2 separate regions of the Homo sapiens genome follow, and region 1 is linked to region 2. A link is an interaction called in ENCODE POLR2A ChIA-PET data of the cell type or tissue named here. Cell type or tissue: MCF 10A. All regions are shown on one strand. Links, peaks and the distances in the headings refer to the core of each region. The heading gives the core; the rest is flanking DNA. Region 1 has its middle 26 kb from the start of DYM-AS1. Region 2 overlaps CTIF (cap binding complex dependent translation initiation factor).

Region 1 (16,103 bases), core at 6,545-10,544, 150 kb after region 2:
GTGTCCAGCCCAGTCCGTGGAGCCCCTTCCTCCTGGCCCTGCCAAATTCCTCAGAGCCCAGTGGATAAGATTGGCGGTTTCTACTTCCCAAAGGTCCTGGCCTGGAATTCTTATCCAACTCCAGGCTCGTTTAACTTGGATGAGGGAGGAGGTGGCTGGCGAGGGCTGGGAGCTTAAGACCCCAGTGAGGGGCTGGGGCCAGAGAGAAGCCACATTTCTCCCAGTGACTTGATTCCTGAATTCTTGACACTGCTGTGCAGAGCCTCCTGCCCCCATCCTTCCTACCAGGCCCTGATTTCTCTCCATTTCCACAACCCTAAAGACAACTCTAAAAGCGAATGCCTGGGTGCCCTCTCATACAGCAATGGGCAGGAAGGAGGGAGGGGTAGGGAGGGAGAAAACCCAGCCTGGACACAGCCTGAGAGACCCTCCACTGTCCTGGGCCCCTCCCTGTCCCTGCTCCATCCAGCCCCACAGCTGGAGAGAGAGAGTGAGCTTCCCTCCTGCACAGTGAGGCTCGGCCTCGTGACTGGGAGCCTCCCCGCCTGTCCACATATGTGTTCAGCTGGTCTCCTACTCACCCTCCTGCACCCTCTGCCTGCCACACTGCTCACCCAGACCCTACCTGTCCCCATCCCAGGTCCAGTCTGAGCCACGAGGCTTAGCAGAGACACTGCTGCCTTGAGGCTTTTGGGGTTTTTGTGTGTGTGCGAGAAGGGGTGTCCACACCCATGCTGTGGGCTCCCTGGTAGCAAAGGGCTGCACACCCACACTCTCCCCTCAGTGAGCTTCCAAGAGGGGGCAGGGCACACAGGCCATGCTCGGTATGTGTCACCATTAGTGAGTCATGGCAGTGTTTGGAAAGTCCACAGGAGCAGGCCTCTGGAGTCCGGGATTCTAGAACTGACCAGACCACCAGGTGCTGCGCGACCCTGTGAAGGTCGCCTCACCTCTGGTCTGTGGCATCCTCAGTCCTACCCCAGGAGGAGATTAGGTCAGTCTGTCCCTGCAGAACCTGTTATGAAGGAGGCCAGGGAGAGCTCGGCATGTCACATCAGGGTCACGCCACTCCGGGAGTTCATCCCAGGAATGATGGGAGGGGTGCTGGGGCCACCCTGCCCTGAGGCTGGATGGGATTCTGACCTGGTCTCCAGACAGGACCTCTTCATTCCTAATTCCCAGAAGCAGAACTCTCGCCTGGCCTCCAAGAGCTCTCCTCCAGGAAGGAGGGACCACACTGACTCGGGCCCTCCCCCAATTCCTCCTGAGCCCCAACCCTGCCAAGCCTGGGACCCTCCCCAGCTCAGAGCAAAAGTCTGGGCTCTGAGGTCAGTGACCCTGGTGGGCTGCCCTCTCTCCATGCTCTGGGTCCAAGGACAGATGTAGGTTGAGGGGCCTCAGGCAGTCCTCCACCTCCCTGACACTGGAGAGGGGCCTCAGTTTGGGGCGTGGGCTGGCACTGGGCTGTGAGCTTCACCAATGCAGAGAGTCCGGGGATGACCACTCAGGAGCCTGCCCGGGGCAGTTTCCCAGAAACGGTGGGGTAGGGTGGCAGGGGAGGGAGGAGCTCCAGAGGATCTTGCTGGGTTAAGACGGGGGCTAAAGGTGGGGTGGGGATGACCCTTCCTGGAGGAAAACAACACCAGGGCCTCGAGGACCGGAGGGAGAAGGAAGGAGCCCCTTGGAAGGGAGGCTGACCTTGCTGTGCAGCCGGCCCTGCCCATCTGAGTTCAGCCTCTTCCTGGGTTCTGTTGCTTCAGTGCTGCTGCTTTGCTCCGATCTAAAGCGCTCACAGAGCCCTACACCTGGGTTTTCTCTCCCTAGACTGGCGGTTTTCAGCCCTGGAGGGGTTGAATCACCTGGGGAGCTTTCACAAACACTGGGGCCGAGACTCGCAGCAGAGGCTCGGATTTAATTGGTCTGGGGTGTAGGCTGCTCAGGACTCTGCCTCAGGGCCTAACCTGTCTCCAGGGAAGGCACCTTCTCCAACGCCTTTTCCCCACACTGCTAACACCCAGCTCACCCAGGAAGATGACTGTCACAGCTGGTCTGTCCTGCAGGCGAGGGCCAGCCGCCTTACCCGGGCACCTCATGCTGGCCACCCAGTGCAGACCCACAGTAAGGTGGCAGCTTCTGCTCCGGCAGGAATAGAGGCTCACCTCATACCTGCCCCACAGCCTCAAGCTCGGGTCAGACATGGAGGAGGGCATGGGTCTGGCTCCTCCCCTCTCCTTGTCCAGCACTGGCCGGATGGTGTCCCCCGCCTGGCACTATCGCGGCAACCATGTTCCTGGCAGGAGGAAGTGTGGCAATTGCTGGAAGGGCCAGTCTGCAGGCCAGGCCAGCTGGGGTGTCCCCTTCTTCACTGAACAGGCCTCTTCATGGCCTCCAGCCTCATTTGCTGTCATCCAGTGGCCGCTTTTCAGGCCCTCTCTGGGTGATGTTGATGCCATGGACCGTCCCCTCCTCTGCCTCCTGCCTCATCTTCTAGAACACTCCCCACTCCCCCAACTGTCCTCTCAGTGGACTCCTCAGTCTCCCCTGCCACTTGCCCCAAATGTGGGTCCCCTGGGGACTGGCCTCAGTACTGTCCTCGCTCCACATTCTCCAAGGAGTGACTTCACCCAAACCACGGTTTCAAATGCTATCTGTGCCCAAGGCCTCTCGAGCCCGGACCTCCTTTCTGAATTCCGGACCCCTCACCCAGCTGCGTGTAGACCCTCTCTCCAGGCACAGCCCCAGCCTGGCCACACTCAGTCTGCTCCTGCTCTGGTTTTCCCAATGCACAAATGACAGCGTCATCCGACAGATTTCCTCAACCTTGTCCTTGACTCCTTCCTGCCCCCACCCCTACTAACTTCATGGCTGATTTCAGCACTTACTTCCCCATTCTGTCTACTGCTCTCCACCTCCCTCCACCAGCCTGGGCCAGGCATTGTCATTTGTCACCAAACCACTGCAGCCATCTGTTAACTTAATGTCACACTGCCACGCTCATCCACCTTCAAGCCTTCATACCCCGCCTTGGGAAGTCTGAAACAGGGGAGCCTGGGTGTGCCACATTCCTGCCTAACTCCTCCCATCGCTTCCCACTGCTCTAGGACAGAGTCCTCTGGAAGGAGGCTGACCTTCCTTCGTCCTCGCTCCCATCTGCCCTCATCTTTTCCCTCCTCCACCCACATTCCAGCCATTATTCCCTGTCTGCTCAGAGTTTCCCAACATGTTGGGATTGATCCCTCTGAGATGTCCACCTGCTCTAGAATGCCCTGCCTCCTTCCTCCAGCAAACTCCTATTCATTCCTCAAAACATCATTCGTGTGCTACCTCCCCTGGGAAGCCTTCCAGGACTTCTCAGTCTTTGTGTGGTAGGGACTTAGAACGGGTCTTGGTGTTTCACAGTGCAGAACACAGTTTCTGCTTGAGCTTTCAAGGCAACGACTTTTTCAGTTGCCGTGACCATGGGGAATTCACAGCCCTGCGGGGGACCAGAGAATGTTCAGACAAGGGGAGAGAGATCATTGCACAGCCCTCATGTTCACAGAATAGAGTGGGCAGCTCGCACTAGGTGGGGCTTCTCCATGGGGACTGGTCAGACTTGTGAGAGGCCTTCTGTCTCCCCAGACCAGGATAACAATCATCTTCCACTCATCCATTGCTCATTGGCCTTTCTGACTCGCCTAGCACCAACCGACAGTATCACGAACTAGTTACTACGCGTTACCAAGGGCTCCTCTCGGTTTGCAGTGATCTCCCGAGCTCCACCTGTTCCCCACACTCCATCCCTCCTCCAAGGCTCAGCACAGTGACCAATGGGACAGAGCCCTGGTGAGCTGGCGGACAAGAGTGAGTCTTCAGGGCCAGGGTTTAAGCCCAGGCCCAGAACAGAAGCCATTTTTATAAATGAAGCATCCGAAATTGAAGCCTGCCAAGATGAAGGCAGAAACAACTTGGCACATTGCTTCCAGGCACGGAAGAAGGAGAAGCGTGTCTGTTTCATACCAGAAACCCTCCGGTTCTGGTTTCTCCAAGCTCGGCCTTTACCTTCTCCTTGACTTGGAAGGGTCGCCTGTGGCCCCGCTCCCCCATCTCTTCTGGAGCTGCCTTCTGTAAAGTGATCTTTCTATATTTACTTAAACTTCTATTTAAAGAGGAATTCCTCATAATTACTCAGCCGCAGAGAGCTGACACTGTTTGGCTCTGTTTATTTAGTTTCTCCTAGTGATTGGCAAAATGTCCTCAGTGGCTTTCAAGAGCAGATATAGACGAATGACCTCTTGGTCATAAAATAAAGTATGATGCTCTTTTCTGTCCTCATGGGAGACGGCATGTGGGGGGGATGTGCCTCACCATCCCACCCCATAAAAACGCTAAATCCAGTCATTTCTGAGGTTGGATTTGTGAAGCAGTTTCATAATTGGTGAAGGGTGCCGTCTCATCCGGGTGTGAGTACATGTGTGGATACAGCACGTGTCCAGCACACGCAGCCTTTCATGTGCACACACAGACGTTCACACCCACACACGGCCTCACAAATGGCAAAGAGCAGACCCGCCAACAAAAGGAGGAAGCAAGAATTAATACATCTGTTTTTTTCTTCAAAAAATTTTAATTGATACTTGGCATTTAGTCCAGTAGGGAAACTAAAATAGCTAGTTATTTGTGTAGAAATAGTTCCCAGGGTGCTTCCCTCCCTTCCTCCCCGCAACCCCTTTACTCCTCCCCCACCCCTGCCCCCGACACAACGACCCTACAGAACATCCAGGGACAACCCTGCTCTGACAAACCCAAAGGGAAAAATGCTGAACATCATTTGTTAAAATGTGGCCAGTAGCAAGACGCAGAGATGGCGGGCAATTTAAAATGTGGCCAGTAGCAGGACGCAGAGATGGTGGGCGATTTGGGGGTTTTGAGGGGAGGGCCTTTGTGCCCTCCAGTTTCGTGCCATTGAGTTTGAAGGCGTGCGGAAAGCAGAGACAACTGTCACGCCTCCCAAACAGTGACCCAACCCACCTAACCCACACCAGTCCCCTGCTTCCCAGGACCCCTTCTCTGTACCGTCCTGCCATAAGCCCTGCAAGACCTGCCTTCCCAGGAGAACTCCCATCTCCACATCCTGCTCCCCAGGTCCCAGCGCCTCTCCCACCCATCAGCCCTTGAGTGGATGCCTCGGCACGGGGGTCACACTCAGAGCTCCCCACTGCCTTCCCACTCAATGCTTTTCAGTTGGCTTTGTGGAGTGTTTGCCCTCTGCAGTCAGACTCTGTCTTTTGAGGGGTACAGGGCCTGTAACTTGAGCCCCAGCAGTGTCCTCACACCTCCAGTACACAGAGGAGGGACCCACATGGAGCAGGTGGTGGTGATAGCCTGTGCCTGTGGCTGGATTCTATGGTCTGCCCTAACAAGGCACAGCTCAGGAACCCAAGAGCTGTCTGTGATATTGACCAAGGGCCCTTCTTGGAAACCTCCTTGTGGCCAGGCCCAGAAATAGGATGGCAGGAGAAGCCGCCAGACCTCCTAGGCATGGGCTCCCTTTCAGAATCCTCCAAGCTGGTGAGGACGGCGGGAAGGCAGAGTACAGGGCAGACAGTGATGCCCGCCTGGAGCCAGGCCGGGGATCAGCCTAGGCGCAAGCCACGCATCCACATGGGTTCCTCTGCATTGAGAACTGCCGACAGGACGTCCTCGGAGTCCCAAGCAATTGTCTGGTTTGTGATGGACCCATCTTTCATTTCTTGATTATTCAGTAGCTTCGTGTCCTAGAAACCAAGAGGACCATTTCTATAAAAGAGGTTGGTTGAATAAAGACAGCGTGAGAATAGAGGAGCTCCTATTCCCGAAGTCAGCTGCCTGTTCTGCTTTCAGGCCCAGCAAACACCCCAGCCAGAGGAACTGGGGCCCTTTGCCCCTTCATGGTGTTCGCAGCCCCTCATCACCCGCTCCCCTGGAAGGCCTGCTGAAATGCAGATGTCCATAAGGTCTCCCACACACCCAGTTTCAGCAGCTCTAGCTTGGGTCTAGGATAGTCACTCAACAAACACGTATTGAGCAGCCACCATCTTCCAGGAGCCCTGCTGAAGTGGCAGCGGATAAGGCAGGTGGCTCCCTGCTTTCATAGAGCTTCTGTCTAGAGAAAGGTGCCCAAGCTGTAGGTGCCTCAGAATCGCCTGAGGTGCTTGTTAACACAGAAGGCTGGTCACAGCCCCGGAGTTCCCAACCAGCAGGTGTCTGGGGTGGGACCTGAGAATTTGCTTGTTTCAGAAGTTTCCAGACAAGGCTGAGGCTGCTGGTCTAGGAGCCACATTTTGAAAACCACTGGCCCAGCCAATCCCCACAGGAACAGGACCTAGGGCAGTGATATTTCAGGAGAAAAGACTGGTGATTCAGAAAAACACAAGGGTGGCCAGGCACGGTGGCTCACACCTGTAATCCCAGTACTTTGGGAGGCCGAGGCGGGTGGATCACCTGAGGTCAGGAGTTTGAGACCAGCCTGGCCAACATGGTGAAACCCCGTCTCTACTAAAAGTACAAAAATTAGCCGGGCGCGGTGGCAGGCGCCTGTAATCCCAGCTACTCAGGAGGCTAAGGCAAGAGAATCACTTGAACCCAGAAGGCGGAGGTTGCAGTGAGCTGAGATCACACCACTGCACTCCAGCCTGGGTGACAGAGTGAGACCCTGACTCAGAAAAAAAAAAAAACCAACAACAAAAACCCAAAAAACCCCCAAGCATGCATGAGAGGTCAGCAGCCCATGGTCCGCAGACCCCGAGCACATCAGAGCCTCAAGGCTCCACCTGAAAAGCTGCTACAATGGAATGACCTCTGCAATTCTTTCCAGGTCTCACTTCTGGAGGACGGGTGAATTGGGAGCAAAGGCAGGGAGGCTGGCAGAGGTTTCTGGAAGTCAGTGGGGCAGGGCCAGCGCTAGAGAAGAGGAGGCTTTGAGGCTTGTCTTGGCTTAGGCCTTCTCCTCCTCCTGGGCACCACCCTGAACTGACCCTACCCCCCCAGACACTGCTGCGGCCTGGCTGCCCTGGGGAGGGCAGGCCAGGGCCAGCAAGACCTGGGAGCCTCTGCGGCCCACGACACCTACAGTTTTAGAATCTGGAGAGCAGATGCCTCTGGCTTGCTAAGCAACTCATGAAACAAACAGCTTGCTTCAGGGCTTTCTTTTTTGAAGCTGACTTTGTTGTTTGGGTGGGGAGATGTGTGTATAGATAAGCTTCTCAAAGTGATGACATCACAAGAATAATAAAAATGCCACATTGCACCCTGTGTCTTTCACCTCCCAGGCACGTTTTCAAAACTAATCATAGGTCAATTCCCCTTCTTGCCAGCTCCAGGGACCTGCAGAGATGGGAGGCGCTGCTGAAAACCCTCTAAGGGGGGCAGCGCCGCCTTACCTCTCAGAGCTGCATTTCCCTCTCTTAGAAAAGGGACGAGCTAGGTGGATTTTAAAGTTCCTGCCAGTTCCCAATTATTTACCCAGAACTGATTTTAACTGAGTGTTTGACCAAAGCTTTGGTCCATGAGCCTTCCATTGCCGGGGTGTTTATTTTACATAAAATTTATCTGGATACTCACACGTAGAAGTTTTTCTTTTGGTATGGAAAGGGGTCAGAAGATTCTCCAGGTTTTGAGGGGCCCTGAAGCTTACACAATTTGCAAGAGTGTCTCCTTCAGGAAAATAATACAGAATTACTGATCATAATTCGGTGCTGGGTCCTGGTAGAGGCCCAGGCTGTAATGTGTCCAGAGGCACAAGGCTCAGCTCCACACTCTACCCTCTTTCGTTGTGATTAAAGGTCCACAGGCGTCCTGGGCAAATATCAGTTTCTTGAGTCTCAGAGACCCTTGAGACTGTCACAGGCTTGAGTTGGCACTTTGCAAACCTGAGTGTCTCCCGCGCCCATCCTGCCCTGGCCCATGTTTTGGCCGTGACACTGTGTTGCCAGGCAACCATCTATCCTATAGGAATTCACACTCATTCTTCCAGCAGACACATTTAATTTCAGGCCCAGAGTGCTTGGTGACGCGGGGTGACACCAGCCTGCGCCCTCACAGAAATAGCCTGAAGGACTGAGTCAAAAGTAGCTGGGGGAACTGATCCCCACATTTGATCTTCTTCCCCTAAAATAGCTTGGTCCTGTTTATGGGGCTGCTCTGAGAGGGGACGTGGGCGTGGGGCTGTGCTCACAGCTTCCTCCCTCCTGCTGGGTGCTTGCTTTTCTGTGGCCATCAGGAGAGACATCCGTAGTGACTCAGGGCCCTGGACATGATGTAACACCCCTGGCTCCCAGGGTGGTGGGGAATGCGTGACTGCCTTGGAATTCCAGGCGGGACCCTTGGTGCCTGCCTGCCAGTTCTTGACTAAGGTCAGGTGCGGCTGAGAGCTGCGCTCACCAGCCTTGGGGTGGAGGCTGGGAGGGTGTCCTGGCCCCGAGCCAGACCTCCCACTGACAACAGGCCCAGTCCTGAGCCCCGTGGGGACACCCTTCCATCCCATTCTCTAGAGCAGTGGTTCTCAGCCTCGGCTCCATGCTGGAACCACCTAGGGTGCTTTAAAATATCCTGATTCTGATGTAACCGTGAGATTCTAGTGTGCAGCCAAGGTTGAGAGCCAAGGGACTCCTGCCCAGCGTCCCCTCCCTGACCAGCTGCTGAGCTTTTCCCTTTTGGCAAGCGTCTCAGGGGCCCTGGGCACCCTCTGGGCTCTGACATTCCTCTCCTGGCTTGAGCAGAGCTGCCTGTCCTGCAGGAGCCAACAGTCCTCAGGCTCCAAGACCCTCGGCCAGGCATCAGGTCTTAGCCCTGTGCTCTGCCCAGGGCCCTTCCAGGGTGCTGGGGAAGACGTAAGATCTCGAGAGGCCGTGGGATGCTAGAACAGGGCTGCGGTGGGAGAAGGTGCTGGCCGATGAGAATGGAGGTGACCTGCTTGTTGGGTTTTGAAAATATAATGAAGTCAGTGTGTGTATCAGTAAAAATAGAGCTCTAAGCCCCTAAACAAGCAAACACAGGCTATCCACTAAAATAAGATTTTATAATTTGTTCATTGGTCAGTTTATATTTATTTTTGTTTTTAATTGCGGTAAAAAGCACATAATATAAAATTTACCTTCATAACCATTTTTAAGTGTTCAGTTCAGTGGTGTTAACTTTGTTCACCTTGCCATGTGACAAATCTCCAGAACTTTCTCATCTCACCAGAACTTTCTCATCTCACCAAACTGAAACTCTGTTCCCATTAAACAACTCCTCTTCCCTACCCCCCGGTCCCTGGCAACCACCATTTGACTTTCTGGTTTCATGACTTTTTTTTTTTGAGACAGAGTCTTGCTCTGTCGCCCTGGCTGGAGTGCAGTGGCTCGATCTCCGCTCACTGCAACCTCCACCTACCAGGTTCAAGCGATTCTTGTGCCTCAGCCTCCCGAGTAGTTGGGACTACAAGTATGTGCCAGCCCACCCAGCTAATTTTTGTATTTTTCGTAGAGACAGGGTTTTACCATGTTGGCCAAGCTGGTCTCGAACTCCTGACCTCAAGTGATCCACCCGTCTGGGCCTCCCAAAGTGTTGGAATTACGGGCGTGAGCCACTGCGCCCAGCCTGTTTCCATGATTTCGACTTCTCTAGATACATCGTAAAAGTGGGATCATACAGTATTTATCCTTTTGTGACTGACTTATTTTACTCAGCATAATGTCCTCAAGGTTCATCCATGTTGTAGCTCATGAAAGGATTTCCTTCTCTTTTTTAAGGCTGAATAGTATTCCATCGTGTAGATAGGCCGCATTTTTTTTACCCGTTCATTTGCGGAGGGTCATTTGGTTGCTTCCACCCCTTGGCTGTGGTGGACAGTGCAGCTGTCAACACTGGTGTGCAGAAATGTCGTCAAGACCCTGCTTTCAGTTCTTTTGAGCACATACCCACAAATGGGATTGCTGGATCATATGGTAATTCTATGTGGAGGTTTTTGAGGCACCACCGTACTATGTTCCACAGCGGCTGCACCATTTTACCTACCCCCAGCAGTGCACAGGGGTTCCAATTTCTCCGTCCTCATCAACATTTTTTATTTTCTCTATTTTAAAAAAATAGTAGCCAGCCTAATAGGTGTGAGGTGCTAGCTCATTGTCATTTTGATTTGCATTCCTTAATGATTAGTGACATCAAGCATCTCTGTTCTTTTTTTCTGAGACAGGGTATTACTCTGTTGCCCAAGCTGGAGTGCAGTGGCTCGATTTCAGCTCACTGCAGCCTCCGCCTCCTGGGTTCAAGCAATTCTACCGCCTCAGCCTCCTGAGTAGCTGAGACTACAGGCGCCCGCCACCACACCCAGCTAATTGTATTTTTAATAAAGACGGGGTTTTGCCACGTTGGCCAGGCTGGTCTCAAACTCCTGTCCTCAAGCGACCTGCCTGGCTCAGCCTCCCACAGTGCTGGGATTATAGGAGTGAGCCACCACATCCTGCCTTTTTTCTTTTCTTTTCTTTCTTTCTTTCTTTTTTTTTTTTTAAGACAAGGTCTTGCTCTGTCACCCAGGCTGGAGTACAGTGGTGTGATGATGGCTCACTGCAGCCTTGACCTCTTGGGTTCAAGCGAACCTCCCACCCCAGCCTCCCAACTAGCTGGGACTACAAGCACATACCACCATGCCCGGCTAATTTTTGTATTTTTAATAGAGACAGCGTTTTGCCATGTTGCCCAGGCTGGTCTTGAGCTCCTGGGCTCAAGCAATCTGCCATTCTCAGCCTCCCAAGGTGCTGGGATTATAGGCGTGAGCCACAGTGCCTAGCCTTAAATTTACTTTTTAGTTTTTAGAGATGAGGTCTCACTATGTTGCACAGGCTAGACTCGAACTCCTGGACTCAACTGATACTCCTGCTTCAGCCTCCCAAGTAGCTGAGACTATAGGTCTGAGCCACCGTGCCAGGCTCATTAGTCTCTTTTTGATGGAAAAGTATCCTGGAAAAATGAGGTTCTCAAGAAGCACAAGAGGCCCTGGGATGGGAGAGCAGGGAAGGTGGAGGTGGCAGGGAGGAGATGGGGGAGCAGTTTGAGCCTTTCTGTGAAATCTCGTTAAGGCCGTTGGTAGAAATAATTAGGTCTCTGTTCTCCTGAATCTGCTGGGTGAATTGGGCTGTGGGGTGGGGCGGAGGCAGCTGGGGTCTGGTGGAGCAAGGGGTGCCTTGTGGCTCCCTCCACAGCCTTCGGAGCCCCCAGATCCAGGACCCAGCCTGGAGTTTTCGCCCTCATACCCGCAGGCTCAACCCCTCTGATGAGGCCAGCTGGCATCGTGCCCTTTGCCTCAACCCGAGGCTCTAGGCAGACCTGGACTCCATGCCCTTCCTGGGCAGAGCACAGGACCTTCAGGGGAGTGGGGAGTAGAAGGAGGGAATGTGCTCAGGGCCGAGCTTGCTCAGGGCCGAGGCCCCAGGAGGAGACAGGCTCTGGGCTGCCTCTCCTCCAGGGCCTGCCACGTGTGTGTCTTCCTTGAATCTGAGCCTTCCTCCACTGAGGCCTCAGGCCTGCGCCACTACACTGGCCTCCAGAGCAGCTACTCTTGAGGGCTGGATGGCTTGAGAGGGAGGCAGGAAAGGAAGGAAGAGAAGGAAGGTGGGCAATTAGGGGAAGCTATCCCGTGTCCACACCCAGCACACTCCCGGCTTCAAATGCCCCAAAGGTCACATGTAGAAAGCATGAGACACCATTCCATCCTAGGGGCCCAGCTAATACACCTGCAGGGTGAGTGAGATCAAGGTGCTTCACCTCACTGGACCTTGGTGTTTCACCTGCAAAATGGGGCTGACAATTCCTATCTTGAGGGCTGGTGTGAGGACTGCATGAGTTAATGCTTGAAAAGGACCCCGAGCTGTGCCTGGACCTAGAAAGTGCTTGCCTGGGGCATGGTCCCCACAGGGAGTCCTAGAGGGGCCTCGAAGGGGTGACAGACAAGGGGGTGGAGGGACAACTTACAAAGGTGCGGGGCAGGTTAGGAGAGACAAGGCACCACCTGCCCAGCTTGAAGGCTTAGGAGGAAGACAGTTCCCGTTGCAGGGTGGGTGACAGAGCAGGGAGAGAGCTGCTTTTTGAGGACTGACCTGCGGGACTCGGTGGGGGAAGAACACAGCCTTGACCAAGCCTCAGCCTCGGAGGGGAGCGGGCAGGAGTTTCTCACCGCCTCATTTTGCCTCTGACCTCCTGGCTGGGAGCCTCCCTGGCCCAGCTGAGCAGGGAGGTGGGGAGTCCCAAGGGGCTGGGGGCCGGGCAGCATTCAGGCCACCAGAGTCTATGAAAATGGATTTTTGGTTCTGACAAGAAAGGGTCTTCAAGACACAGTGAGAACAAGAAGCAAATTGCAGGAGCACACGCACCATGAGACCCGCGTATATAATGGGAGAAGCCTCCCTGCTGCCTCTGTTTCTGCTGTCAGCATGGACCCTGGAGGGCACACAGCAAGCCTGGGACGGCTGTGACTCCGGAAGGTCAGGAGGGAGAAAGACGCCCACTCCACGCTGTATGTTTTGGTATCATCTAAATCATGCGCAGTTGACACAAATTCATGATTACTTATTTAATTAAAAAGTAGAAAACCCAAGAAAAACACAGGAACAGACTGCTCAAGTGTCCTCCAACTACCCAGAGGCTTTCTGCCAGGCAGCCTTGACACATGGAAAGGCCTGAAAACTTAGATTCTCATCAAAACTTCAGCACCTAACCCCTTCGGAGCCACATTGGGCTACAGGGCCCTCAGATAACAATATTTCCCCTTCTTCCCACATGCCTTTGTGAAGAATGAGAATAAAGAATTTCTGCAGAAACCCCTTGCAATGGCTAAAGTGCTTTGTACACACCAGGGTGCCCCTGAACCTGCCTCAAGGGTAGGAAGGGGCTGCCATTTCTCCATGGCCCTGACACTGCCTGGAACATAGCCTGGCCCGGAGCTGGTGCTCAGCAGATGCCCGAATGAATGCACGACTGAGTCAGTCACGAACCTGAAGGAATGACAGGAACCCAAATAACCCATGATATCGAGCCCAGCGGTGGCGTCTGAGTCGTCACCTGGCCTGATGTGTCTGATCTATCAGCAGCATTCGCAGGGATGTCCTCCCCCTTGACTCACTTTCTTCATTTCCAGGCATAACCCTCCTGCCTTTCCCTCCTCACACAGGCTCCTTCCCCTCCTCCCCCTCTTCCTCCCCTTCTACCTGTCCCCTTCCTTTTTCCCTTCCCCCTCCTCCATTTTCCCTTCCACCTCCTCCCTTCTTCCTCGTCCTCCTCCTTCCCTTCTCTCCATCCTCCTCCCTTTTCCCCTCCCCCTTCCTCCCCCCTCCTCCCCCACCTCCTCTCCCTCCTCCCCTGCCTCCTCCTAGACTCCTTCCTCTCCTCCCTGCCCTCTTGGGTTAGATGCCCGGAACTTGGTCCTTGAACTCCACCCTGCCCCTTTGGCTCCCTGTCTCCTTGATGGTCTCATCCAATCTTACCTGTTGGCTGACAACATCCACATTCACTCTCCCGCCCAGACCTCTCTCCTGAACTCAACAAAGCCGACCTCCTGAGCTTCTCCTCCCCAAACTGTTCTTCCTGAAGGATTCCCCAGTTGGGCTCATGGCAGCTTCGTATTACTCAGGCCAAAAACTTTGCAGTCACCCTTGGCCTCTCTCTTTCTCCTACCGAGTGTCCAATCCATCAGGAAATACTATTGGCTCTGCCTTCAAAATATGGCCAGAATCCACCACCTCTCCCCACCGGCGTTACCACGGCAATCTCATCTGGAAATTTCAATTCCTCACTCTCCTTCCTGTGTCCACCCTCGTTCCCCTGCAGCCTCACATCAACATGGCAACCAGAGAATCCTTTCAAAATGCAGGCCATATCACTGAGTCTCTGCTCAAAATGCTGACCCCTTCAAGGGCTGCCATTCACCCAGGGTAAAACCAAAGACCTGGCAGTGATCTTTACAGCGGTTCTCAAAGTAGGGCCCCCAGACCACCCATACCTGCACCTGGGAGCTTGTTAGAAATGCAGTCTCTCAGGCCCTGGCCTGGACCTACTGAACCAGAGACTCTGGGTGGGGCTGGGGGAGTAGCAAGCTGGGATTCCCAAATCCTCCAGGTGGTCCTGACAGTCCTGGCTCAAGTTTGAGGACTACTGGTCTGTAAGGACCTACCTGATGGGCCCCGCGCCCCTACACCCCAATCAATCACTTCATTCCAGCCACAGAGCCCTCCTTGCCGACCAGCGGACACCAAAACACGCCCTGCCCTCAGCCTGTGTCCTGGCTGTGCTCTCTGTACCTGTATCACCCACTCTCTCACCTCCTTCAAGTCTCAGCTCAGTGTCCCCTTCTCTATTTAAAATTTCAACTCTTGGCCTAGGTGCGGTGGCTCACGCCTGTAATCTCAGCACTTCGGGAGGTTGAGGTGGGCGGATCACCTGAGGTCAGGAGTTTGAGACCAGCCTGGCCAACGTGACCAAATTCCATCTGTACTAAAAATACAAAAATATTAGCCAGGTGCGGTGGCTCACGCTTGTAATCCCAGCACTTTGGGAGGCTGAGGCAGTTGGATCACTTGAGGCCAGGAGTTTGAGACCAGCCTGGCAAACATGATGAAACCCTGTCTCTACTAAAAATACAATAGTGTAGCTGGGCATGGTGGCAGGTGCCTGTAGTCCCAGCTACTCAGGAGGCTGAGGCAGGAGAATCACTTGAACCTGGGAGGTTGCAGTGAGCCAAGATAGCGCCACTGCATTCCAGCCTGGGTGACAGAGTGAGACTCTGTGTCAAAAAAAAATAAAATAAAATTTCAACTCCCTTTGTCACTATTTATTATCTTCTTCTATTTCATGTAATTTTCTTATGATGTTATTGCTTAGAGGCTAACTTCTCCCACTAGAATGTCAACTCCATTTGGACAGGAATCTTTGCCCCTTTTGTTCACTGAGGCATCCTGAGTGCCGATAAATCTGCCTGACTCTGGCTGGGGAAGCACAGAATAAGTCTTTGTTGAATGAATGAATGAAAAATCCACATAACCCCAAACAGCAATAACTACTATTTCTTTTTTTTTTAATTATACTTTAAGTTTTAGGGTACATGTGCACAACGTGCAGGTTAGTTACATATGTATACATGTGCCATGTTTGTGTGCTGCACCCATTAACTCGTCATTTAACATTAGGTATATCTCCTAATGCTGTCCCTCCCCCTCCCCCCACCCCACAACAGTCCCCGGTGTGTGATGTTCCCCTTCCCGTGTCCAAGTGTTTTCATTGTTCAATTCCCACCAACCACTAGTTCTTGAGCATGTTTTATTCTGACTTCTTTTCAAACATTAGCTCTAATTCTCTCAGAATTTCTACAAACTCAAGGCACCATCTCCATTTTTTCTCTTAAAAATAATTGCTTTTGCTTTTTATCTTTTTAATTAATGTATTTTTTACTGTTAGAGTACTTGATTTTATTTGGTGTAAGTTTGGTTATTTGACTTTTTTTGATACATGATAATTGTACGTTATTTGGGGCTGCATGTGATATCTTTTGATATATGCATACAATGTGTAATGATCAAATCAGGGCAATGAGCATATCTAGTGCCTTGAACATTTGTCATTTCTTTGTGTTGGGAACGTTTCAAATCTTCTCTTTTAGCTATTTTAAAATATACAATAAATTATTGTTAACCAAAGTCACCATACTCTGCTATCAAACACTAGAGCTTATTCCTTCTATCTAACTACATGTTTGTACCCATGAACCAACCTTTCTTTCTGTTTTTTTTTTGTTTGTTTGTTTTTTGTTTTCTTTTGAGACGGAGTCTCGCTCTGTTGTCCAGGCTGGAGTGCAGTGGTGTGATCTTGGCTCACTGCAACCTCTGCCTCCTGGGTTCAAGCGATTCTCCTGTCTCAGCCTCCGAAGTAGCTGGGATTACAGGTGTCCACCACCACGTCTGGCTAATTTTTTGTATTTTTAGTAGATACAAGGTTTCACCATGTTGGCCAGGCTGGTTTTGAATTCCTGGCCTCAAGTGATCTGCCCGCCTCGGCCTCCCAAACTGCTGGGATTACAGGCGTGAGCCACCGTGCCCGGCTGTTGTTTGTCTGTTGTT
Region 2 (16,103 bases), core at 6,689-10,688:
GTGCTCCAAGGCTTTATGTCACTGGGGGGCTGCATCCCAGGGAACAGAGGCCCTTCCGAATGGCCTCACCCCAGCCAGCAGAAAGCCATGCTTTCTTTCAAATCCAATCTTCAGGTCTTCCGAGAGGCCCAGGTGGACTCAAGTGCCTGTGTGAGCAGTGTGAAGAAAAGCTAGTCTAGGTAGATGCTAGACTAGACCTAGAACTAGGTAGAAGCAACAGTTGCTCCCAGGCTGGGAGTGGTGAGTCTTCTGGCTACGGAGGTCAGAGAAGATCAGGGAAGGCTTCCTGGATGAGGCTCTTACCATTGTTCTTAAGGGATCTGGTCAATGGAGCCAAGATCAGAAAAGGCATGCTCAGCCAAGAGAATTGTCAGCAAAACCCAGAGGCAGATAAGGGCAGGATGCATCCTTAGACCTGTGAACAGACGAGTTTGGGTGGATTGGAGGTCTGTGAAGGGGGCAAGGTGGGAAGACTGTAGGGCCCAGAGCAGAAGTGGCCCAGCGAGCCGCCTGAATGCCAGGCTAAGCCCTCATCCCCATGCAGCCTGGTCAGTTGAACACAGTGAGAATGCACAGGTGATAACAGAATATTGACTCACATGCTCATTCATCCAAAAAGATCATCTCGACTTAGAAAAAGAGTTGCCCCATTATTAAAATTTATATTCTGCTAAGGGTAAGGCTCTAAAGCCAAACAAACTTCCAGGTGCCAATTAACTTCTCTTATCTCCGAGTCTCTTAGACTTGGCAAAGAGTACTTACCAAATCCCTACTGACACCCTGGGCAGCCCCAGGCCCTTTTCTCAGCCCAGGCCTGTCTGCTCCTCCAATGGGTGGCTGCTCCTCTGAGCACAATGCTAATTATGCCCTTAGCACAGCCCGATTCTTCTCTGAACAGTAACAGAGCTTAATTGTCTCCGGCCCAGCTGTCCCTACCCAGTTGGTCCTTGGTTACTGCATTCTGCCCAAACCCACTGCAGAACCAGCTGCACTCCCTCACCCAAAGGATAGCCCTCCAACCCAGCTCCTGCCACAAGGCTTCACTCCACCCCCACCCCCACCCCCACCCCAGAAGATGGGCACCTCTGTCTGGAAACCAGGCTACTACAAGTGTTGATCCTTCTTCAATACAGCATGCCAAGATTATCATGCAAAAAAGAACATGGTTTAAGCAAAGGTTTCTTCAAAATTCCGTGCTTGGTGGCAGAGGAGTGGGCCAGTGTGTCCCTTTTCTAAGTCCTCCAATGACCCTTGCTCGTTATTTATGCCCTCCCTGACTCATGCTCTGTAAAGTCTGAGGTTGGTAAAAGCCCCCTACATTTAAGAGGGCACCTGGTTAATGTAGGCATCCCATAAACAATCTTCTAAGAAGCTTCTTCCCAGTCTCAGGGAACTGTAGGTTGGCATAGCCTTGCAGATAATCTTGTGCCCAGTTGGTGAGCAAGCAGGGGCCAGTGGCTGGAGCGGCCCCTGGGCTCTGGGCATGGGGAGGCCCTCCTTCTGAGCTGATGGGTGGCCTCTGCAGCCGGGCCCTCCCTGAGCTTCCCTCTGGGACAGCAGAGAACTCAACCTCTCTGCCTAGGGCAGCGCCCTCGTGGCCCCGGCTCAGCCCAGCTCCTCTAGGGAATTGAGTGGCTGGACTGTGGTTTAGTCGCCCCCAGGGAAGCTTACCCAGAGGAGGAAAGGACTGTTTCGCAAGCCAGGCCCGGCGTTCTGAGCTGGCCTGTCCGCCCCTGGCATATGGCTGGGCCTGTTAGGAAATCAAGGAGACGCTCTGTCTCTTTCCAGCAGGCGCCACTTCTGTCTTGCCACTGCTTTGCTCGATTCAAGACGCTGGCTCGGGGGCCAGGCTGGTGGGCAGGCAGGCGGGCAGGCGGGCAGGCCCCTCTCCCACCAGCCCGGTGCCTGGGAAGCGCTCACTGTCTCCTCAGCCGGTGTTATCCCAGGGGTCCCGCACCTGGCTGATAAGGCCAGGCGGCTATCAGTGGCCATCTCGGGTGGGAGGGCAGGGTGGCTCTCAGGGAAGGATTCCAGACTGTTTCCTTCTGGGGCTGAGCTCCAACGCCCTTATCTCCTTTCCTGCCAGGCAGGGACTCCTCAGCGCTCACACACAAAAGAGAACTCCACCCAAGACGCACAGCCCCTACCTACTGGAAGGTGGAGGAGGCTTTGCCTCCGGTTTCATTAAATCTACCTGGTTCTCAATCGGGGGCAGTTAAGTGTGCACTCAGCTAATATCAATGTATTTGGTCCTGCCAGGGGGTGGGAGGGTTGGAGAGACGGGGACGTTCAAGTAATGGAGCTGCCTTGGTGGCTGTTTTCGAAGCTCCTGGACTTGTCAGTCAACTGAAACGTCTCTTGGAAGAGAAACAACCAGGGGATGGGCCAATGCCAATTACAAGATTCAGGGGCTGCGGGGATGGGGAGGTCAGGCCTCATGGGACTGAGTAGAACGAGGGTGGTGGGGCCTGAGTGTGAAAAACCAGGCCTCGCTCAGCCCCGCTCTTGGCTGCCTTGAAGCCTGTGAGGCAGGAGGCCTGGTGAGTATTATTCCCGTTTCATAGAACGCAGGCCTGTGGGTGGGAGTGCTAGAGGGAATACGGGAATATATTATAGAAGATGGGTCAACGGAATCCTTGAGAGGTCAGCCGAGCGCCCATTCCTGTTAGCGCGGAAGGGAGAGCCCTGGCCTCACAGTGTTCCCAGGATTAATGTTCCGCCTCAGAAGAGCAGCCTACCCCCAAGACTCTCAGACTTACTGCTGGGCAATGCTTTCCAGAGGCCAGGGCTGGCCTAGGTGACCCCACAGGGCCTTGTTCCAGCCCAGCAGTCGCTGATTCTACAGGCAAGTTACTATGGGAACTATAACTTTGAATTTCCTGGCTCTGGGGCTGTGAAAATCACAACCTGAACCTTCCGTTGATGTGGGTTTCTCGATTAATTTCCTGTTTGATTGTTTACTTTAGAGAGCGGAAAATGCCTTTGCAGGCAGCTAGCTCCCTCCACGGAGACACTTATCACACCCTGCCCCCACAGCCAGCAAGGTCAAGTCCAGGCCTCAGGTGGGTGGAGGTAGGGGCCAGAAGCAGGGGCAGGGACTGGGGGAAGGGGCTGGAGCTGGGGGCAGGGAGGAGGCTCAGCCAGAAGCAGATGGCAGCCTGAGCCCCCTGCCCTACCCTTCTGCTTGCCCGGGGTCCCAGCCTGGTGGATGTCGGGGCTGTGGAGGGACCTGTGATTTCAGAGACCTGTGAGCCTTTGAGGGGAGCCTCCCACCCACCCCAAGCCCCAGGACTGGCCCCTGGCTGCCCAAACTATCCCCTGTCTCAAGGAGCTCTGTTGTGCAGAGTCAGACATACAGTGCAGTCCTTCCTGGAGAGGGTGGCCTCAGTGGGGAGGGTCAGAGATTTCCCCCTAGGCCAGGCACTGCTGACTGGGCTGCCCAGTGCGGGGCTGGGCGTAACTGCTCTTCTACCCTTCTCTCCTCCATCTGCCCTCCCCAGGGCCCTGCGCTCCAGCAGGGAGCTGTGCCCAGTGTTCCCAGTGACCATAACTCCATCCTGTTCCCTGCGGAGTGGGGAGGGCTTGCAGGCTCAGGTGCCGCCTGCGAGCCAGGAGTTCTGATCTCCTGTGATGATAACCACCCATCTCTAGGCCATGGGACACTCGGTAGCCTCTCGAGCCCTCCTCCCCACCCCAGCTACCCAGCCCCTAGATGGCCCTGAGGCCCCATTTATAATGGGGGCCCTGAGGCACGGGGAAGGGAAATGGAATAGGCCAGAGGGCTGTGGACTACCCAGGGGATCTGGGAGGCCTGGGAAAAACTCCCAACCTCCCAGCACCCCTCCCTTATCTAGGTGACCGTATATGATCCACATCAGGGCAGTTTGGAGAGTGGAAAGGATGCTTTTACTAATGACTTTGAGATGACAGGTGAAAACTGGAACTATTCCAGGCAAACGAGATGTGCCATCACCCCACCTTTGGCCGGCCTCTCCCCATCAGCCTATTTATGTGGGCACTCACTGGGGAGCAGGAGTGAAGCTATTTTTCTACCTACTTGTGTGCTCTTGGAGAAATCATTTCCTTCCCTGTGCCTCAGTTTCTGTAGCTGTGACATGAAGAGCGTTGCAGTGGTGCCTAACTCAGATCATCTGGTAGAAAGATCAAATGGATCTTTAAAAACACACAGAGCACATAGAACAACCACTCAAAATATGTAAGCCAGGTGAGCATGAGGATTCCGAAGGTGCTGTTCACCCTCAGAGGCCCCCTCTCAAAAGGGGAACCTCAGAGCTGCCTTAGGCATTTCCTGTTCACTCCTCAGGAGGGATCTTGGACTGGGGGCAGTGAGCACAGAAGAAGCTTCCAGAAGGGATGGGGAGGGCCTAAAGGGGAAGCTGGGAGGCACTGGCTGCAGGCACAGCTGCTTCCCTGGAGTCTCAAACCCACCCCAGGGTCCTGGGGATTCCTGGCTGCAGGCACTGTGAACAGAACTAGCCCCTGTCTAGGCCACTAGCTGGAGCTTGGTCCACAGGAGAAGCCGCTGGAGTTGTAGCCCTGCCTTCTGGATCCAATGTCTCCAGAAGAATTTGGTGTCTACCCTGAGCCCCAAATTATATTTCCAGCCCCCGGGCCAGCTGTGGGATGAAGCATCCCCCATGTGACATCCACTGTCGCTACTTTGTACGGGGTGGTTTGCAAGCCCGGCAGGAAGGAGGCTAATTATTCCCTCTGGGGCGCCTGGTCCGCAGCTAGGGTGCCCGCCCGCCTTAGTTAGGAGGGCTGGCAGCCAGACCACAGGGCACAAGCTTGGACTGAAGGCCAGGTCAGAACCACAAATTTCCTGACATCTGACCATAACCACCATACCAAGGCTCCATGTTAGACTGGTGGAAAAGTGGCATGGGGGCCCATTCCCCTCTGCTGAAGGTGTCTGCACTGTGGGCAGGCAAGAGCGATTAACATAAAACAGCACTAATTTTGTAGCTTTGGTGCCAGGCTAGGCAACATTAGCATCTACACAAGCACCTATATCCATGGCCACACCAGCCCTTCCTCCCACTTCAGAGGGCGACACTACTCTTCTTTAAGGCAGATCTATGTACTTGATCCTTTCCTCCTTTCTGATTATCCTCTTCTCCTGCACTCTGGCACCTCACCTCTACCTTTAAACTGGCTCAAGACTCTCCTACTTTAACCACACCAGATTCCCAGACCATTCTAGGTGACCCTGTGCCAGTGTCTTTCCCCTAGCATCCTCCCCTTTTCTTCTTCCATAGGCAAGTTCCAAAAACAAAGAAAAGAGGGAAAGGAAGGAAGAGAAGAAGGGGGTTGGGGTTGGGGGTGGGGGAGAGAGAGAGAGAAGAAAGTACAGAAATTCATTCCAAAGAAAAAGAAAGAAATGGTGTGCTCTTTCTGTCTGCACTTCTGGACCTCCTTCACACTCTCCAACCCTGCGGGGCCCAGCCCAGGCTTCCACTGCCCCAGTAGCAGCACTGAAGTCATCATGGCAAAGGTCACCCATGCTCTTCTAATCACCAAATCCAGGGGACCTTGGTCATTGTTCGTTTTACTTGACCTCTCTGAGCTTTGACACTGGTGACCTTGTACTTCTTGGAACTCTTGGCCCTCATGACGCCATTTCCTCCTGTTCTGCTTAACTCTCTGACCACCCTTTTCTTCCTTCTTTGGGGATTCCTCTTCCTCCTCTCTCACCCTTTAGGCATTGCTGTGTTCAGGTTGGGAGCCCCTGCCGTCTTCTCTTCTCATTCCATGTGTTCTCCAGGTCACCTCACTCACACCAACGGCTTGACTAATCCCTGGGTGCTGATGATCCCAGATTACCATTCTCCCATTAGTCATCTTCCCTGGTCATCCCCAAGGACCCTGGACTCAGTATTTCTAACACTGAACTCATTCACTTTCCCTAAAACCACCTCCACCTGCCTTCCCAATATTGTTGATGGCATCATCACTTACGCAGTTGACCAAACCCCAAACCTGGGGGCTGGCCATCTTCTACCTCATCCTTTTCCTCACTCTCACTTCTGCCTCTTAACATATTCTGCCTCTTAAATATCCTCCTCCCTTCCTGCCAGCCTTAATTCAAGCCACCCCAATTTTGCACAGCAACCTTCTAACGGTCCCCCTGCCTCCAGTCCAAACACCACCCTACCTACATCTCCATGCTATGCAAGATAGGATCTTTCTAAACTACAGGTATTACTATGCTACTCTCCAGTTTAAAATCTTTCAGTGGCTCTCCAGTCCCTTGGGATAAAATCCAAACTCAGTACCATGGCATCTAGAGCCCTTAAATATGTGGCCTTTGCCTTCTTTATAAGCACATTCCACCCCCAGCACCATATATTTTAGGCATCTTGAAATACTTATTCATCATTGTACTCTGCTAGTGCACATTTTTTGCTTTTTTACATCTTTCTCATGCCATATGCCTGGAGTTCTCCACCACCGCTATTCCTTCTTATGCTGCAATGCCATATACCTAGCAAGTCTCTTGCTTTCCCCCTACTAGACTATAAATTATAAGTCTTATTGTTCCTCTTGTTATCCCTGTACTTACGTAGCATTTAACACACCATAGATATTTCATAAATGTTGCCGAGTGGATGGATGGATGGATAGATGAGTAGATGGGTAGATAGATGGATGAAAGGATAGATGGATGGATGGATGGATGGATGGATGGATGGATGGATGGATAGGTGAATAGACAGATGAATGAAAGGATGGATGGGTAGGTGGGTGGGTGGGTGGATGAATGGATGGATGGATGGATGAGTAGGTGAGTAGATAGATGGATGAAAGAATGGATGGGTGGGTGGATGGATGGATGGATGAATAGGTGAGTAGATAGATGGATGAAAGGATGGATAGATGGGCGGATGGATGGATGGATGGATGGATGAGTAGGTGAGTAGATGGATGAAAGGATGAATGGATGGATGGATGGATAGATACATGGATGAAAGGATGGATGGATGGATAGATAGATGAATGAAAGAATGGATGGGTGGATGGATGGATGGATGGATGAGTAGGCAAGTAGACAGATGGATAAAAGGGTGGATGAGTGGATGGAGGGATAGGTAGTGGCCAATACAGACAAAGAATAGGTAAAATCAGTTCAATTTTGTGAAGGCTCAGGTTGACCTGTCACCAGTCAACACAATTAAAAATTATGAGCTCCAGCCGGACATGGTGGCTCACACCTGTAATACCAGCACTTTGGGAGGCTGAGGCAGGCAAATCACGAGGTCAAGAGATGGAGACCATCCCGGCCAACATGGTGAAACCCCATCTCTACTAAAAATACAAAAATTAGCTGGTCGTGGTGGTGCGTGCCTGTAGTCCCAGCTCCTCAGGAGGCTGAGGCAGGAGAATCGCTTGAACCCGGGAAGCAGAGGTTGCAGTGAGCCGAGATCACGCTACTGCATTCCAGCCTGGTGACAGAGCAAGACTCCGTCTCAAAAAAAAAAAAAAAAAAAAATTATGAGCTCCAACCAGCAAAATAAGAATTAGCTAATGTGGGAAATTAATATCATTCCGTAAAGGAGAGAGCACAGATCCAGGACTCTCCAGCACCTTCCATTTCCACTTAGACCTGCTGTCTGTCTGGGTTGTGCAAGCCACTTAACTACTGAGCCTCAGTTTCTCTACCAATTAAGCAGATATGATAATACCTGTGGCCTTTCCCTGTCTCCACAGGAGTGTCATGAGGGTAAAAGGAATGGTGCATACAAAGCATGTTGAGATCTTCAGGGAAGATACATGTTTATAAAGATAGAAACATCATAACAATAATAACACCTTACGTTTGAATCAAGCTTTGCACTTATCAAAGCTCTTTCACATACGTTATTTCAATTGACTCTCCAAACAATCCTAGGCAGATACTATCCCTGTTCTCAGGTGAGGAAGCTGAGATGCAGAGTGATTAAGTGGCATGCCAGGGGCTGGTCTTAGTGTGTAGCAGGTCTTCTGACTCCAAGCCTGATGCCCATTTTTGATGATAGCCTTTCTTGGATAGATTATCTACTTCCCTGCCTCCCTGAACGGAGACCTAGACATAATTGGCCCTTTTCTTGATGACTCGTCATTACCATAGGCACAGTCCCTGGGCTGTCCTCCAGGTTTGGCTGTAGGTACAGGTCCAGGTCCCGCAGAGGCACAGGGTGGATGGGCCAGCTGTCCCGGAGGGTACTCCTGACGTGTAGGTGGCAACCATCCTAGAGCCCTGCAGGTGTGGTTCTTCTGACTCTGCCTCATTCTTCCCCCTGTCCCCTTTGTCTCCACTGTCAGCATGTGTGCCCATTTCTGTGGCTTCCTCCGCCACCACGGCCTTTACCCGTCACTATCTTTTCTTCTTTGTTTCCCTCTCTCCTGCCCTACAATTCTTTCCACACCTTCAGCTTGTCCCCCCACAGCCCTGGCTCATCCACCGGCCCAGCCAGCCAACCTCAGCTCCCAGGCTGGCTTTGTTCTCCCGCCAATCACAGCCCTCTGCAAACCTCCCACTTTGGCTCCCTCATGGCTGCCCCTGTGGCCACCTCCAGTCGCTACCAAAGGAAGGAGGCTCCTCCAGGCAGGGGCTGGGCTGAGCTTTTTCTGCAGCTGCATTAGGTGGCTTGGGTTTGCTCTCCCACAGTAGAAGGCTGTGCTGTGGGTGAGCTGAGGTGGTCAAGGTGGGCTGGCCAGCCCGGCTTGGATGGACACTGCACCCCTCACTAGCAAGGCAAGATGTTGGGATTGCCAGTGCTCATCCCTCCCTGCACAGCGAGGCTGCCCCATGAGTTCTCAGCACCCCCTTTCCCTCCCTGCAGGGTGGCATCCCAAGCTACCAGCCTGGTTACATCCTGGGCATGCCTTGGGCAGCCTGCCTGTGCCCGTGGCCCTTCCCCCAGGGACTCCAGGAGACTCCCACCAGGCTGCCTTTCTCCCTGGCTGCTGTGGGGCCTCCCACAGCCACAGCCTGACTGGAGCACCTTGGTTTCTCCCTGAGGGAGGATATGATGGGCGTGCCCACAACAAGTCTCCGCCAGAGACAATAGGACAGGAATGCATTCGCTTCCGAACAAACACTGTGTGGGCTCGCACAATTGCCTTGGATTCTTGTCCAAGAAACACATTTTGCCGTTCGAGGGCACGGGAGGCTTGCCTGCCCCAGCCCGCCCACATCCCCGTCAGTGCCAGAGACTCTGATGAGTGGGCTGCTCCTCCCCCGACCCCAGGGCCTCTGACCCCCAGGTAGAGCAGGCTGGTCTCCTTCATGGATGCAGCTCGTCTTCCAGAGGTGACAGCAGAGGAGAGGGACAGTCCTGCCCACACAGAGGGTGCCTGCTCCTACCAATGCCTTTTTTTTTTTTTTTTTTTTTTTTGAGACAGAGTCTTACTCTGTCGGTCAGGCAGGAGTGCAGTCGTGAGATCTCGGCTCACTGCAACCTCTGCGACCTGGGTTCAAGCGATTCTCCTGCCTCAGCATCCCAAGTAGCTAGAATTACAGGCGTCTGCCACCATGCCTGGCAAATTTTTGTATTTTTAGTAGAGATGGGGTTTTGCCATGTTGTCCAGGCTGGTCTTAAACTCCTGGACTCAAGTGATCCACCCACCTTGGCCTCCCAAAGTGCTAGGATTACAGGCATGAGCCACCCCGCTCAGCCTGCCATTTTTTTAAAAACCATTTTTTATTGGTTAATAAATACATACATATACATATAACATTATGTAAAGCTTACCATTTTAAACTTTTTTTTTTTTTTTTTTTTTTGAGACAGAGTTTCACTCTATCGCCAGGCTGGAATGCAGTGGCACGATCTCAGCTCACTGCAACCTCTGCCTCCTGGGTTCAAGCAATTCTCCTGCCTCAGCCTCCCGAGTAGCTGGGACTACAGGCCCGCACCACCACACCCAGCTAATTTTTGTATTTTTAATAGAGACGGGGTTTCACCATGTTGGCCAGGTTGATCTTGATCTCTTGACATCGTGATCCACCCGTCTCGACCTCCCAAAGTGCTGGGATTACAGGCGTGAGCCACCGTGCCCGGCCCATTTTAACCATTTTTAAGGGTGCACTTCTTTGGCATTAAGCGTATTCACACTGTTGGGCAACCATCCCCACCGTCCATCTCCAGAACTGTTTCACCTTCCCCAGCTGAAACTCTGTCCCCATGAAACACTCCCCATCCTCCCTCTTCCCAGTTCCTGGCACCCACCATTCTGCTCCCTGTCTGTATGAATTTGACTACTCTAGGGACCTCATAGAAGTGGAATCATACAGTGTTTGTTCTTCTGTGCCTGACTTATTTCACTTAGCATAATGTCTTCGGGGCTCGTCCGTGTTGTGGCATGTGTCTCAATGGCCTTCCTTTTTAAGACTGGGTGATATTCCCCTTGTATGGATTTACCACTTGTTTATTTATTCATCTTTCAGTGAACACTTGGGTTGTTCCGCCTCTTGCTATTGTCAGTAATGCTGCTGGGAACATGAGTGTCCAAGTCACTGTTCAAGATGCCGCTAATTTTTGAGATCTGTGTTTGAGCTAAGTGAAGCTGTTGTCTCCTGGCGATCCCAAATAGAACATACATAAATGAGAGAGCTAGTCGGCCCTCTCCGTACTGGCAGGGATTCGTTTATCCCCAAAATGAGCTGTCTCTTAGGAAATCAGAGCCCTGAAGAAATGGGACATAGGACAGGTCATTTAGGCCAAGATAGACAAGACTGGAAAGGTTCTTCCCTTGGGATGATACCCACTAAAGGCAAGTTCAGTAGGGATTTCTGGGCAGCCATTGGTCACCCTGAAGCATGGAGAGCCCGGGAGGGCAATGGCACTGACGGGGCCCCAGGGAGGAAGCCTGTGGAGTTGTGCCAAGGGCCCCCTGGAAGAGGCAGGCCAGACCCTTGTTCTGACACAGAGCAGCAGGTGGGGCCTTCAGCTGTGTGCCCCATCCAAGGGAGGCTGAGGGAGCATCCTCCACCATCCCTTCACCCCGAAGGGTCTGAGAATCCACTCTCAAAAGCCAGCAACCAAGCAGGTGTGTGTGGGGAGGACAGGACATGGTCTGCAGCCACCAAGGCCCTTCCTGTGCTCTCTGCGTTCCAGCAACTGGGAGGGACAAGTAAGATGAGAAACTCCTTCCCTGACTTCCTTGAGAAAACCCAGCAGGCCGTTTGCAAGAGGGCCTCTCGCACAATGTGGTTTTTGGCTTCATGCAGACTTTCCCAAACAACCCAGAGAAAGATAAGGTTGGAAGGGGGGGCTCTAGGGTTGAGAACCCGCCCCCAGCTCTGCCTTAGGGCCCTGGGCAGTCTGTCCTCTGCCCTGACAGGAGTTGGGGGAGTAGGGGGAGCAGGGGCAGTGGCCCCAGGAGCCTGCCTGCGGGGAGTTTGGGCGTGCCCAGGGAAGAAGGCATGGGAAGGGGAAGTCACAAAGATACGAGAAGGGAAGAAAAAGAGCAGGGAGACTGTGGAACCGCTCTGCAGGCCCAAGCAGCCCCATCACAGAAAGTGGAAGGCACGCAGGCTGTGGGCTGCAGAAGAGACGAGGAGGAGACCCTTGATTGTCAGGGCAAAGCGCTCACTGTCAACACCCCTGGGACTCCGGGAGGCTTCCACGCAGCCCTGTCAGCGTCTCCCTCTCTCCTCGGAGGGAGATGCAGCCACATTGAGAGCCTCTAGTGCCTGGCAGGCCCTGGCTCTTCTCGAAATTTCTCATATTATTACTTCACTTGTCCCTAAACCTCAGAACCTGGCAGGCACAGGCAAGGGACCAGAGCCCCCTGAGAAGCTAGTCTCAGGACACACCAGGGCCCCAGGCGCACTTCCCTCCCCGGGAGAAGCATTGACTGAGCAGCCCCACTGTGTCAGCCAGCGACATCCGCCTGCGGCTGCTTCCCCAGCTGCCCTCCCTTCCTTCGCATCAGCTCCCGGGTTCTGCCTCTTCCCCACCCAGGGCCACCACCCACTCTGTCTGGAGTTTCATTCCCACCAGATACTTACCTTCCCCCTTTCCTGTGATTTCTACCAGCAATTTTTATTTTAAGGATTTTTTTTTCCTGCTAAGCACCCTAGGGAAGCATATGAGGGAAATTTACTATAAGAAAGAAGTTCCAGCCTAGGTGGGGTGGTTCATGCCTATAATTTACCTAGCACTTTGGAAGGCCAAGGTGGGAGGATCACTTGAGCTCAGGAGTTCAAAACCAGCCTGGGCAACATAGTGAGATCTCGTCTCTAGTAAAAAATTTTTTAAAAATTAGCCAGACATGGTGGTGCACCCCTGCTCCCAGTTACTTGGGAGGCTGAGGCTGGAAGATTGCTTAAGCCCAGCAGGTTGAGGCTATAGTGAGCTATGATTGTATCACTGCACTCTGCCCTGGGGGACAGAGTGAGACCCTGTCTTAAAAAAAAAAAAAAAAAAAAAAAAAAAAAGTTCCAGCAAGACCACACAGAATTCTCCTGATGTTAATCCCCATTTTCCCTGCTGAGTAAGTGTGGCTAGGCCCACCTTTCCCTCCGATCCCAGTCCCAGACAGTCACAGGACCCTCCCAGGCCCTGAACCAGCCCCTCGCAGTTGGATGTTGGACCCCATGACTCAGGTAGGCTTGCTGCAGGATGAGTCACACCCCCCACCTCCAACTTTTTCTAGAACCTGCTTACTAATCTTTATCCCGGCCTCTTGGGTCCTCTAGATGAGGGAGACCGTTGCCTGTGGCCCAAGAAAGTCCCCCAGGCACTGACTGGTGGAAGCCTCCCTTGGCTCTCCTTGGGGATCCGCAGACCCCAGTGCGGGAGAGGGGTCACTGCCCCAGAGTAGCCCACATGGGCATACTGTAACTACTTAACCAGTCCCCTTGTTGGGAGAGGTCCAGGTTACTTTCAATCTTTTGCTCTAAAAATAGTATAGCAACTAGTGTACACGTGTTGTATGGCATGTGTGTGGTTATATGTGTGGGATAAATTCCTAGAAGTAATATTGCTGGGTCAGAGGGTTTTGGACACTTCTGTTGTTGATGATTATCACCAAATTGCCATCTATAGAGTGATACCAGCTTGTATTTCTACAAGCACTCTATGTTTGCAGACGCATCGATAATAATTCTGTGCCATGTCCCTTCTGGTGACAGGGGTATGGGGAGGGGTAGGTAACCACATCCCCCTCACTCTCATCTTTTCAAAGGTACGTGCATCAGAGGGCCTTGCAAGCAGTCTCTCTGGGTGAGCATTTTCCTTTCCTGTCACAGACTCTCAGCTGGGCGAGTTTTCTCCCTGCCTCCCAAAGCATGTTTCTGAGCAAATATTTTCCAGTGTGTGCCAGATGTTGGGGAGAGCAGTGGACCGACATCGCCCTACCCTCATGGAGCTTGCCTTCTAGAGCGGGGAGACGGGCAATAGGCAAACAAGTATATAATATGTCAGGGGCCGCAGAAAAGGGTGAGCTGGGAGGTAGGTGGGGGATGGTGGCTGCTCAGGGAAGGCCTGTCTGCCCTGGGGATGTTTGGGCAGAGCCCTGCATAGGATGAGGGAGTGAGGTCTGTGGATCTGCGGTGGCCAAGAATTTCCAGCGACAAGTATGCAGAGGCCCAGAGTTGGAAATATGTGGGTGGGATGCGAGACCCCGAGGGTCCTCAGTGCCTGTCACGTGTGCAGCCCATACTGTTCCCTCCCCTGGGTTGACCGTTGCTCTCCACCTGCTCATCATTTGAGCAGTTTAAGGCCCACCTCTGCTCACTCATCCCAAAACGATTTCTTTTCTGTGTATCTGCTGCAAACCCAGTTCTCAGGCCAGTTCTGACCAAGTTACCAAGGAGAATGAGGTCTGGTCCCTGAAAGTGGCTCTGGCCAATCAAGCACTCCTACGGCCCTGGAGCCTGCACCCTAGTTTGGCCTGCAGCCAAGCCTGCCGTGGGTCCTCAGCTCCTGTGGTGAATGCTGTAGCTCCTGCTGCGGGGCCCCTAGGCTGGGTGGATGGATGCAACGTGACAGGAGACAGGAAGAATTAAGGATGTGCAGAATGCAGATTTTGAGCCAGCAACATGACCAGTCCCCAGGGTTGGCTGGGCATGATTTTGCCTCTCCTTCTTGACTATATCATGCCCAGATTAAAACTTTGGCTCCAGCTCTCCGTGAGTAAATGAGGATGTGCCCTCAGAATGCCATCTTTTACCCTCTTCTCACCTTCTACCCTTCCTTTTAAAAATGCAAAAAAGAAATGCATAAATCATGTTGACCAACAGTTCATGAATCCCCACTGTTGCCAGGGGCTTTGCTTGGGGTTAAAGGGCAGCAGAGATGAATTTGGCACTGTCCCTGACTTCAAGAAGCCGACAGTTCACCCTGGAAAATGTCTTAACTTGTGTGGAATGTGCATGGGGGGGAAAGCAGGAGTGCCTGGGAGTGAGAAGCAGGGAGGGCAGGGACTGGGGTGGTCAGGAAGGGTCCGAGGAACAGCTGGGAAGTGACCCAGCCTTAAAGGATGGAGAGAGGATGGAGAGCCCCAAAGATACAAAGTCATTTGGAGTCTAAACACCAGCTATGGAGTGCGGCCCTTTAACCTGCATGGGAAGAAGTCATGGAAACCCATGGCTTTAACCAAAGAGGGGCCTGAAGTAGAAATGATTTCTCCCTGGCCCCAAGCTCTCACCTTCCCCATCCACTCTAGAGGCAAACGTGTGCAGGCCTGACCCGTCTTGCTCTCTGCCCCTGCTGCTGCCCTAGGCCACACTGCCACCATGCCTGGCCAGGTCCCTCAATGTCCACCCTTCCCTCCTACAGCAGGCAGAATGGTCCCCTTAAGACATAAACCAGGCCAAGCATGGTGGCTCACACCTATAATCTCAGTGCTTTGGGAGGCCAAGGCAGGAGGATCACTTGAGGCCAGGAGTTCAAGATCAGCCTGGGCAACATAGAGAGACCCTGTCTCTACAAAAAATAAAAAAAAATTAGCAGGGCATGATGGCCTGCACCTGTGGTCCCATCTACGCAGGAGGCTGAGGACAGAGGATTGCTCGAGCCTAAGAGTTTGAGGTTACAGTGAGCTGTGATCAAGATGTATACAATGTGGAGTGATTCAACCACACTCATTGACATATTCATCACCTCACAAGTGCTGCTTTGCATCACAGTGCTTACCGCCATCTGATAGAGATGTTTATTGGTTTGTTTTCTGCATTTCCACCGCCCCGGAGCTGCATTTCCACCGCCCTGGAGCAGGGCCTGGTCTGTCTTGTTCTCTGCAGTGAACTGTGCTGGCCTGGCGCAGGCGCTCGGCAGGTACTTGTGACTTTGTCTCTTTTGTTTTGGTAGATCTGTGCTGCTTTCGAAGTGCCACCTCGGCATCTCTCTACAGTGTGATCAAGGAGACCTGGCATCTGGAACAGGACTGTGTTGAGATCAGAGAGACCCAGTCTGTAGTCTGATTGATCTCTACTGACTTTGAGGTTATGGAAGTTGTAGGAAGGTTGTTGTTATGGTTTATACAGCATGTAGTATATTTTCATTCATTCCACATTCCACTCAATATTTGAGTACCTACTAGACATAGTTCAAGGATTTCTGTACATGAAATGTGCCAAAATGCTTCTCCATAAAAGCAGTGAATCACCTTTGCATGAATTGAGTTAGATGTTGGTTACTGGGCTCCCTTGAGTTGTGGGTTAGGAGTTAACTGTGGCCTGACCTGGATCCCTGTGACTAGGTGATGCTCTCGAGTTTGCCAGCAACAGAACCGTCTCTGCGTCCAACATCTCCTAAGCGGGACAGTAGCGTGGGCTGTGGCATGCTAGGAAGATCACTCTGGCCAGTTGTGTACAAGATAAATTGCAGGGGAAGGAAGTGGGGACCAGGATGACGCATCAGGACGCGGGACAGTCCTCCATGAGGGAAGCAACAAAACCTCACCTTTGAGTAAGGCCAGGGACCTGGAAAAGTGGGACTAAAATGTCTCCAGGACGTTTTACCAGGAAAACTACCAGAACCTGGTACCTTCTTGGTTATGGATGGTAAGGGGAGAGCAAAATGACTGAGGTTTTGAGCTGGAGGTGACATGGAGCTGCTTTGAGGCAAAGATGATAAAGCCATAGTGTCATC

What was found. ChIA-PET counts read pairs that join two places held together with the same protein. Peaks named below come from ENCODE experiments on the same cell type or tissue, not always from the same donor. Only the 100,000 strongest peaks of a DNase experiment are listed, where the experiment ranks them.
Region 1: POLR2A ChIA-PET joins it to region 2 with 5 read pairs; 5 of 35 experiments call an interaction of 5 or more read pairs at or near these places.

Annotation. Positions count from the first base shown.
Region 1 is chr18:48,990,038-49,006,140 of GRCh38, forward strand. No RefSeq gene overlaps it. Among named protein-coding and RNA genes, the nearest start is that of DYM-AS1, 26 kb to the right of the region's middle. RefSeq lists enhancers at 892-1,521, 4,584-5,353, 5,354-6,121, 6,479-7,177, 10,865-11,775 and silencers at 1,037-1,185, 10,083-10,272. In MCF 10A, for the core only: no CTCF peak of the experiment used is centred there; DNase peaks (open chromatin) are centred at 7,204 and 8,294.
Region 2 is chr18:48,839,818-48,855,920 of GRCh38, forward strand. All of the region lies in intron 10 of CTIF (cap binding complex dependent translation initiation factor), which reads left to right. It overlaps CTIF-AS1 (CTIF antisense RNA 1), which reads right to left and starts at 2,061. Exons shown (of 3, transcript XR_935449.3): 1 at 1,672-2,061; 2 at 304-415. RefSeq lists an enhancer at 4,721-5,221. In MCF 10A, for the core only: no CTCF peak of the experiment used is centred there; a DNase peak (open chromatin) is centred at 9,064.